Linked DNA regions of Homo sapiens: region 2 is linked to region 1. Evidence: chromatin contacts called from ENCODE Hi-C data. All regions are on one chromosome and are shown on one strand. The core of a region is the stretch at or near the end of the contact, and the rest is flanking DNA. Distances in the headings are between cores, read along the strand shown.

Region 1 (4,389 bases), core at 1,802-4,301:
GTGACCTGCTGTGTGGCCTGGAGGAAGTCACTGCCCATTCTGAGCCTCGGATTCCTTGTTGGTAAACAGCGTCTTAGGACGCGGCTCTGTGATGCTGTGGCCTGTGCGTCGCATCGGCATGTCTCAGCCGGCACCGGGCAGCAGAGGGCAGCAGAGATCAGGAAATGGCGTCCCGGCAGGCGGCTTCTCCCACTGCTGAAATGAGTTCTCTCAACTGTCGCTCAGCACTCCGAAACCATTAGCCAAAGAAGAAAGACATTTCCTCATCCCTTTGCTCTCCAATGACTAAGAAAAGTGAAGTGATGCCTTACACTGAAATGTATTTCTTAAAAGTTGGATACTTGTATCATCTTGAAAGCCCCTCTACATCCAGGAAAACTGCAGCCCAGAGAGGGGAGGAAAAGCCCGCGGCCTCCTGCTGGTGGTAAGTTCAGGAACACGCATGGGCCTTTCCGCTCCGTCCCAAGCTGAGTTTTACATTCCCTCCTAGACGAGAATTGGCGAGTGGACATGAGGGTAGCTTTCTTCCATGGTGCTGGGGGGCAGGAGGAACCCCAGGGACTCATGGATGTGGGAAGGACATGAGAGGTTTCCCAAGTAGGGCCCCTTGCATTTAGAGCCCCCTCTACATGGAGCTGGAAAAGGGAGTTCCGTTTAAATGTGTGACCCTGGAGTCCCCAAACATCTATTCAGAGACAGCAGATAAATCCCAGACTGCACCTCTCCAGCTGGTCTTCAAGCTCAGAACCCCCTCCTCGTTTCCAAGTGTGGATCCATCAGAATGAAGGGCCCACACCTCTCCCCCACCGTGGATTTCACATTTCCTGGTGCCTCTAAGTCACCAGGAGGGGGCAGAAAATTCTGCCTCCCAAGCCCCACCTCCAGGGACCCCATTCATCAGGTTTGGGTGCGGTCCTGGAATCCACGTGCTAAACAGACGCTGAGGGTGGTTTGCCCAACCAGACCTGGACAATCTCTGGCCTGGAGGTTAAGCCTGGGTGGTGAAGATGAAGAGATAGGTGGCAGGCAACACTGGGAATTCACAGTCTCCGTTCTTGGAATCATACTTCTCATCCACGGGGAAAATTCCTTGGTTCTGGTACCTTCCCTGCAACTCTCTCCAATCATCCTAACATTCTGGGGGCCCAAGATGAGAATAAAAGCGAAGTTCCCATACCATGTGTCAATTATTAAAAAGTTATCAATCCGGGGCCGGGCATAGTGGCTCATGCCTGTAATCCTAGCACTTTGGGAGGCCGAGGCGGGTGGACTGCCTGAGTTCAGGAGTTCGAGACCAGCCTGGGCAACACAGTGAAACCCCGTCTCTAGTAAAATACAAAAAAAATTAGCCGGGCATGGCGCCGTGCACGGCGCCGTGCACCTGTAATCCCTGCTACTTGGGAGGCCGAGGCAGGAGAATCGCTTGAACCCAGGAGGTGGAGGTTGCAGTGAGCCAAGGTCACGCCATTGCACTCCAGCTTGGGTGACAGAGTAAGGCTCCGTCTCAAAAAAAAAAAAGGTTACCAATCCAATCAGTTGTTAGAAGATAAAACCCATAATTTTTCTACCTTGGTAAATACATCTTCATCATCATGAAGGCAAGGTTTGAATTTAGAATTCTGAGGAGTTGACTTTCGAAAAAAGGCAGCACAGAGAGCCAGGCTGCAGCCTACCCCCTTCACGCCTCACCCCACTTGGCTTTTTAGTGCACACACGTGTGTGTGTGTGTACAGGTGTGTATACCCACTAGCCCCACATATCCACGCCCCCACCCAGTTCCAGCTGAGCCATCACCCACAGAAGAATGATGGACCCAGGGAGAGAGGCCCACACAAACCTGGAGGTTGGCTCAGGGTTCCAGGTATCCGTGACTCTAAAAGGCAGGGTACAGGATCCAGGGGAAGCCCATCCCCAGCCCCAGGGACCCCTTGCCCTAGATAGGGCATAGCCTGATGAGACAGAGCAGGCCCCACCCCTGCCCACCAGGGCTCCTTGCTGGCCAGTGGGAGGTGGAGGCCTTAGAGTTATAAGGAGCTGTCAGGTTGGTCCCACTGAAGCCACACTGGCTTTGGGCCCCTGGGAGCCTGACTGTGAGGCCTTTCTGAAACCTCAGGTAGGCCTGACAGACAGACAGGGCTGCAATCCAGGGCTGAGCGCCTGCCTGGAGATGGGGCTCCAGGAGGGACTGGGAGGGCTGCCTGGAGGCGGGGGCTGTTAAAATGCAGCTCTCTGGGCCCTGCACCAGCCCTTCTGAATCAGTGGAGCTGGACATCTATGTTTTAACAAGACCCTCCTTCCCAAGGATTCTAACACAACACTAAAGTGTGAGAAGCACAGCTTGGAAACATTTTGTTTTATTCATGCAGTCAACAGATATCCACAGAACATCCCCTCCCTTGGCACTCTCAGTTTCCTGTCCCCTGCAGCCAACAGGAAGTCAGCTCTTCCCCACAGATTCTCTCCCTCCTCAAGTTTCAATTCAATTTCACCTCCTCAGGGGCACCTTTTCCAAAATGGCTGCCATCTCCCGGCCCTCAACACCACATCCCCTCTCCTAGCTCCTTCTTGGCCTTTACCACTGGTGCAGATGAGCTTCTTGGAGTATTTATTTTACTCATTGCCATGCCTCCCCCTCTAGAATATAACCCCTTCCCCAGGGCCAGGGCCTGATACATGGGAATCATTCCTTTACTGCAGTGTTGCTGGGATATAATATGCCCATAAACCTACTGAGTATTTGATGAATGATGAATAAGGCCGCTACCACTCAGCAATTCATTCATTGCCTCTTCCCACAATGGGACAATGGGGCAGGTGCCTTTTGGATAAAGAGGGAAGGTGTAGGTGGCGGAAGCCTCCGAGCTCTGAAGACCCTGCATGGCTGTCTGCCCGCCCCTCCATGAAAGGGGCAGCTCTCCCAGGAAAGAGAGGAAGAGAGGCCAAGAGAGCTCACAAATGGGTGTCTTCTCTTGTGAGGAAGGATTCGGGGCTCAACACGCTTCCTGGGGCTGGGTCTGTACAGGTAGAAGGAAGAGGCCCAGTTGGCTCCAAGCCTGGGCCAGCCCCAGCCCTGCAGCCTGGCGGTGTGCAGGCACCCTCACTTCAGAACATGCTTGTATGCACTTGCTCTTCTGGCACGCCATGAACTGTTTCTTGGCTGCCTTGTTAGGAGATTAAGCTTTCTCTAAAAAGATGAAAAAAAAAATCTCTAGCAAAGGCCTGACTAGAGCTGACCCCCGAGGAGGCGGTGGCAATAACTGATGGGCACTACATTTGTCTAATTAATCTTCTTGTCAACAAAGTTGTTCTTTGCCGGTGCCAGCTCTGACATCATCCTGCAAGCTTGCCACACTGGTTCATATGCAGTTACAAAGGCTGCCTGTGACCCAGCACTACACTCCCTAACCACCCCCAACACGCTGCTGCCTGGAAATGGGTGGATGAGAACAGAGATGTCACACAGCTGCTGGCTTAGAAGGGGCACCGGGGAATCACAGCTTGAATGAAAGTTGGATAAAGATCTGGAAGGTTCAGGGGATCCCCAGGCTGGAAGGAGCCTGGTTTCTAAATAGGACACCGATGCCGACCATCTTTTTCAAGTTAAACTTTGGAAAGTTCCATTTGCCATGCAAACTACCCTTGCCCTGGATGGGTTGCCCCAAGAGTGACCCAGGAAAGTTTAGGTGGTAAAGTTGCAAAATCAAGTGGCTTCAGGGCCCAGGCAGAGATTTCACTTTCAGTGCCCTGGGATGAAATCTCTGGATGTCCACGAGGCTGACCTGGACTTCCCGGATTGGGAGGCCTTGTGGTCAAAAGCCGAGTCCAGTCCTGAACACCAGATCTAAATGTTCAAGAAGACTGTGCAGATTTACAGGCTAAATCAGAGTCCCTGGTAGCTGTTTCCGACCTCTGTATGGGGCTTTTAGAGTGAACTGTGGTCTCATCCAGGCGTTTCCCGACCATTGCATCCCACACAGGGCCTCCCTTCTGATTTTATCGTTAGTCTCTCTCCCTGTTGATTTCCTCCAAGTGCTCATCACTGTCCACACTCACCCTGTTTATTTCTGCTCACCGATCTGGCTTTTTAATCGAGGAGTCTGTGAATAAAATCTGGAGGAGGGGGGTCTATGAACTTGGACAGGAAAATATTTATATCATTATTTTCACTGTCTGAGATTTAACAATTTACTCAATTATGAAAATCGGCAACAAGCCACAGTGTATTAGCAGTGTCTGTGACTTTGTCTCCAACAGAAATCACAGCTGTTTTTCTATCACGTCGTAGTTGATGCAGTTATCTCAAAATATCAGCTGGGCTAATCACTATTTTGAAATGACTGTAGTTAATAGATTGGTCTGTAGATCCTGTTACATCCTCTATCAACGAAG
Region 2 (4,237 bases), core at 888-3,387, 210 kb after region 1:
AAAATCTCGTATTAACAGCACAAAGTTTAGAGTAGATAATTAAGAATTAATGAATTGCCTATAAAAACTTCCATAGGGATTAACTATACCAGAGAAATGCAGTAGATACAATTTAGGAGTGTGAGTTCTTTAATTAATTACAAAGAAACTTTTATTTTACACAGGGGCCACCCCTGAGAGGGCTTTCCCATGAGCTAGGGGAGTGAGTGTTCAAGAAAGCAGCTTCCAATGACTCAGACCCCTCACCCAAGGTGAGGATTGAAATGAGAATTAAGCAACTAGAGGCCTATGCTTGCCCTTACTGAGAGCATTCTGCAAAGCAATACAGACAAAAGGAGGTCACAGCACAGGAGAGATGAAACAAATGAGGTTGGAGAATTGACACATGGCATCTACTTTTTAGAGAACTTTGTAGTGAAGAGAATGAGAAAAAAACTACCCTTTGACAGCACGGCAAGGTCAAGAGAAGTTGTTTTGTTCATCAATTGTCATATGGGTTTGTTATTTGATTATTTTAAGAGAAGGGGGAATGAGCTTTCTAGAGAGGCTGAGGAAAGAAGCAGAGAGGTAGCAACCGACTATACGAGGACCCCAGGGTATATCAAGGTCCTGTGGCCTTGGAGGGTAGAGCCCAGTAAGGCATGGAGGAGCTGGCCCAGGGTTGGAGAAAACATGAGAAGAATGGGAGGACACACAAATACATTTGGAGGTTATTGGGAAACAAGTGAATGGAGTTCCCAGCAGATCTCACGTTCCTCTGATCTCAACATCCCTCTGCTAAGAAATAGTATGAAGAGGGAGCAGGAAGAGAGAGTGGTAAATGTGGAAACAAACCATTTCACAAATGACAGAAGAATCAAAGGTGGCATATTCATTTTCTATTGCTGCATAACAAACTACCATAATCTTATATTCATTTATTATCTCAGTTTCTGTGGGTTAGGAGTCTGGGCATAGCTTCTCTGCTCAGGGTCTCATTAGGCTGCAATTGAGGTGTTGACTGAGATATATTCTCATCTGAAAGCTCACCTGGGGAAGAATCTGCTTCCCAGTTTATTCAGGTTGCTGGAAGAATTCATTTCCTTATGGCTGAGTGTCCTGACTTTTTGCTGGATGTTAGCTAGAAGCCATCCTCAGGTCCTAGAGGCTGCCTGCAGTCCCTTACCAATGGGCCTCCTCAGCAAGGTCACTTACTTCATCAGGGCCACCACCATTTGAGATATAGGCTTCCCTGAATCCAAAGTTGTTAGCATCAGGTCCCACCTGCCTTCATCCCTCACCATTCCCCGCCCCCCTTGCTTGCCTTATCCCAGCTACAATGGCCTTTTTGGTATTCCTCTGTCTCTAGCAGGAGTCTCTAGCTCTCATGTGCCCAAATTTTGCACAATGTAACTCACCCACAGGAGTGACACACAGTCACCTTTGCCATATCCAAGCAAGTCAAAGGTGCTGCTCACACTCAAGAGGAAAGCATTATATCAAAGGAATGAACACCAGGAGGTAGCATCACTAAGATCACCTTAGAATCTATCCATCACAGACACTTCCTTAGTGTGGGTGTCCAGAGCCAGAATCTAGTGCAGGGACTGGGGCAAATGCTCCTGGCACTGGTGCCTCCTGAGTCAGCCGATACAGATGAAGCCTTAGCTTCTCCACTCTCTGTTTACTTGCTTGTTTATTTAGAGGTTTTGCCATGCTGTTTTGCAGTGGAAAAAAAGAAGGGAGGCGGAGATAGTAATATTTATTTTCTGAAAGAGAACTCTCTTCTCATGTAAAGGTTAAAAGAGCTGTGTTATTTGTGTTTCCTTGGCCTGGGTTTTCAAAAACCTGAGTAACAAGTGCCCAAATACCTCCATGTGCTGACAGAATTACTTCTCCTGCTTAAATGTCTCAACACCCATGGGGACAACTTGGGGTAAGGGAGACAATAGTATCCCTGCCCCTGACCTTGAATTTCAAGTCTCAATCTTTATTGACAGAGAGGCAAGCCGTTAGTCTTCACAACTGTACAAAATAAAATCACCAGCACTCTGCCTTTCAGCCCAGCCTGGCCATCTTCATAGTTGAAAACAACGGCCCATTGTTGGGTTAGAGAGCTACAAATGGAACAGTGGGGCTGAATCAGCAAACTGTGTTCGGTGTGTGTACACTGACAGTGGAGAGCTGACAAAAAGATCCCAGGAACAATGAGCAACAGGCACGTGATTCTGGAGGCGTGTGAATGTGTAATTCTGACTTGCACTCTTGGTAATGAAAGTGAGGCACAGAAATGCCAAGAACACACAAAGCATTTGCTGTCAGTGCATTTGTACTGCAATTGTTTAGGCACTCTTTTAATCAAGCCATAATTGGTGCTGGAAATTAACACATGGGCACCTCTCTAAAAATCTTACAGGCTCTAATTGTGCTCACAGTCTCAAAAGTACCACGTGGTACTGAAACAAAACTTCAGAATTAAAACTTTGCTCCCTCAATTAGGGTTTTCTGTTGCTACATAACTATGATTTCATTAAGGAGGTCCTGTGTTAAGATACAAATGCCATGAAATCTGACGTCAGCCTCCCCATGAATTGTTCAAATCCCTATCTTCAAACATCTTATCAAGCAAGCATATAGCTTCTGCTGGTGTTCCTCCAAGGACTGTGAACTTACTACTTACAATGGGGGTCCTCTAATGGACTGAAATCTGCCTCCTGGTAAGTTCTATCTAAGATCTAAGATCTATCTACAGGAGCTACATATTCTAAGTGTAACTTTTCTTCCCCTTGACAGGCTGTCAGATATTAAGAATCAGACTTCTTCCTGAATAGTGACTTCAAGGATGGGTACTATACTGAAAATGGAATGTCTCAGATTGGCTTTCCAGAAAAGTGCCTGAGATAAAGACAAGAATATATCAAGGTTTCTGGGAAGACAAGTAATGAAGTACAGGAAGCAGGAGAAGGGAAACAGGAGGAAGACAAACAAGGGGGCAACTTCAGGCAAAGCCTCACCAAACCCTAGAGCTAAGCAAAGCTTCGGAGCTGTCCCATCCCTAGTGAAGGCTGTTGGACTTTCATATTCTCACCCTGAGAGTCGTTGGTCAAGGGCTGCCTGGTGTTGGGCGAGGGCCAATGTAAACTCCCAGGAATTGCAACTCTGCACATATCAGCAAGTGCTCTGGTATCCTAAGGGAAGTTCTAAATAAAAATTTAAAAAAATTAAAATTAAAAAAGGACACAGGTTCCCACACTGAAGGCAAAAGCATCTGATACCTGGAAAGGGATGCACAGAAATGGTTAAAAAAAAGATCCAAGGGGGATCTTTATGGAGCAGTCACACATTGGCTATAAAAAAAAAATAACTGGCAGTTACATAGTGAGCAGCGAGAACTGCAGCTGCATTCCCTCACTCAGCAATGAGAACATCTGACAGCAATGTGCCTGCCTCCCAGGTAGAAGATGGGAGGCCACCTCTCTGGAAAAGCAGCCGTTCTGACAGAAAAATCCAGAAGTGCTGAAGGTTTAGGGTTCCCAAAGGATGAAGCTGAATCAACCTATAGTGAATGTACAAATAGACAACACACACACTCACACACACACACACACACACCCATCTTAAATATAAACAATCGAGGAGCACAATAAATTTAAGGAATATCTTAAGGAAATCAAAGCAAACAAAATTTAAAAATAAACGTGTGAAAAATCAAAGTAATGTTTTTAAATAAAAGAACACTGCAATTGCTATCCTCAGAAAGGCAAGAGAAATTATTTTACCCATGAAATAAGAATCAGAGTTATATAAAAGGAGTTGACATAAAACAAGAATAATTAAAATATCTTAAAAAGCAGAGTAGACATAAAAGATTGAATAACAATTTTGGAAGACAAAGTTAAGAAGAAGAAGAAAGAACTAGCAAGGTAGGAAATAAAATGACAGCATAACACTAGGTGATCCAACATCCTAGAAAATAGGTGTGTTCCAGAAGAGAGGACTGAAAAGAGAAAATTATTTTAAAAAACTCAAGCCTCAGACTTCTCAAACTACTGGATGGGGGCAAAACTTTCAAAATTCTGAGGAAAGATGATTTCCAACCTAGAATTCCATTTCCAGCTTGACCATCAACTAAGTTTGAGGGTAAAATACAGATATTTTGAGAACATTCATTCCTAAAACAGACCTCTCCTGAATCCTTTTCTTTAGGAAGCTTTAGAGCATGTGCTCCATTAAAAAAAAAGAAAAGAAAAAAATCAAT

Evidence for each region. Hi-C counts contacts between places; a loop is a spot of excess contacts on that map. Pooled maps may share reads with other maps.
Region 2: a loop to region 1 is called in a pooled map, with 7 times the contacts of the local background. The contact joins two enhancer-like sites. A Hi-C loop is called at or near these places in 3 of 168 maps with a recorded cell type or tissue (Calu3, HCT116 and mammary epithelial cell) and 6 of 50 pooled maps.

Annotation. Positions count from the first base shown.
Region 1 is chr10:120,942,865-120,947,253 of GRCh38, forward strand. The region is part of intron 2 of LOC105378519 (a long non-coding RNA gene); the gene reads right to left. Among named protein-coding and RNA genes, the nearest start is that of WDR11, 94 kb to the left of the region's middle. RefSeq lists enhancers at 1-286, 191-260. Within about 2 kb of position 3,052, at least 8 of the 41 ENCODE cell types and tissues checked have a DNase peak (open chromatin) inside an H3K27ac peak, as active enhancers do.
Region 2 is chr10:121,152,879-121,157,115 of GRCh38, forward strand. All of the region lies in intron 1 of LOC124902515 (a long non-coding RNA gene), which reads right to left. It overlaps LOC105378522 (a long non-coding RNA gene), which reads left to right. Exons shown (of 3, transcript XR_946379.3): 3 at 2,773-3,018. Among named protein-coding and RNA genes, the nearest start is that of LINC01153, 24 kb to the right of the region's middle. Within about 2 kb of position 2,138, at least 6 of the 41 ENCODE cell types and tissues checked have a DNase peak (open chromatin) inside an H3K27ac peak, as active enhancers do.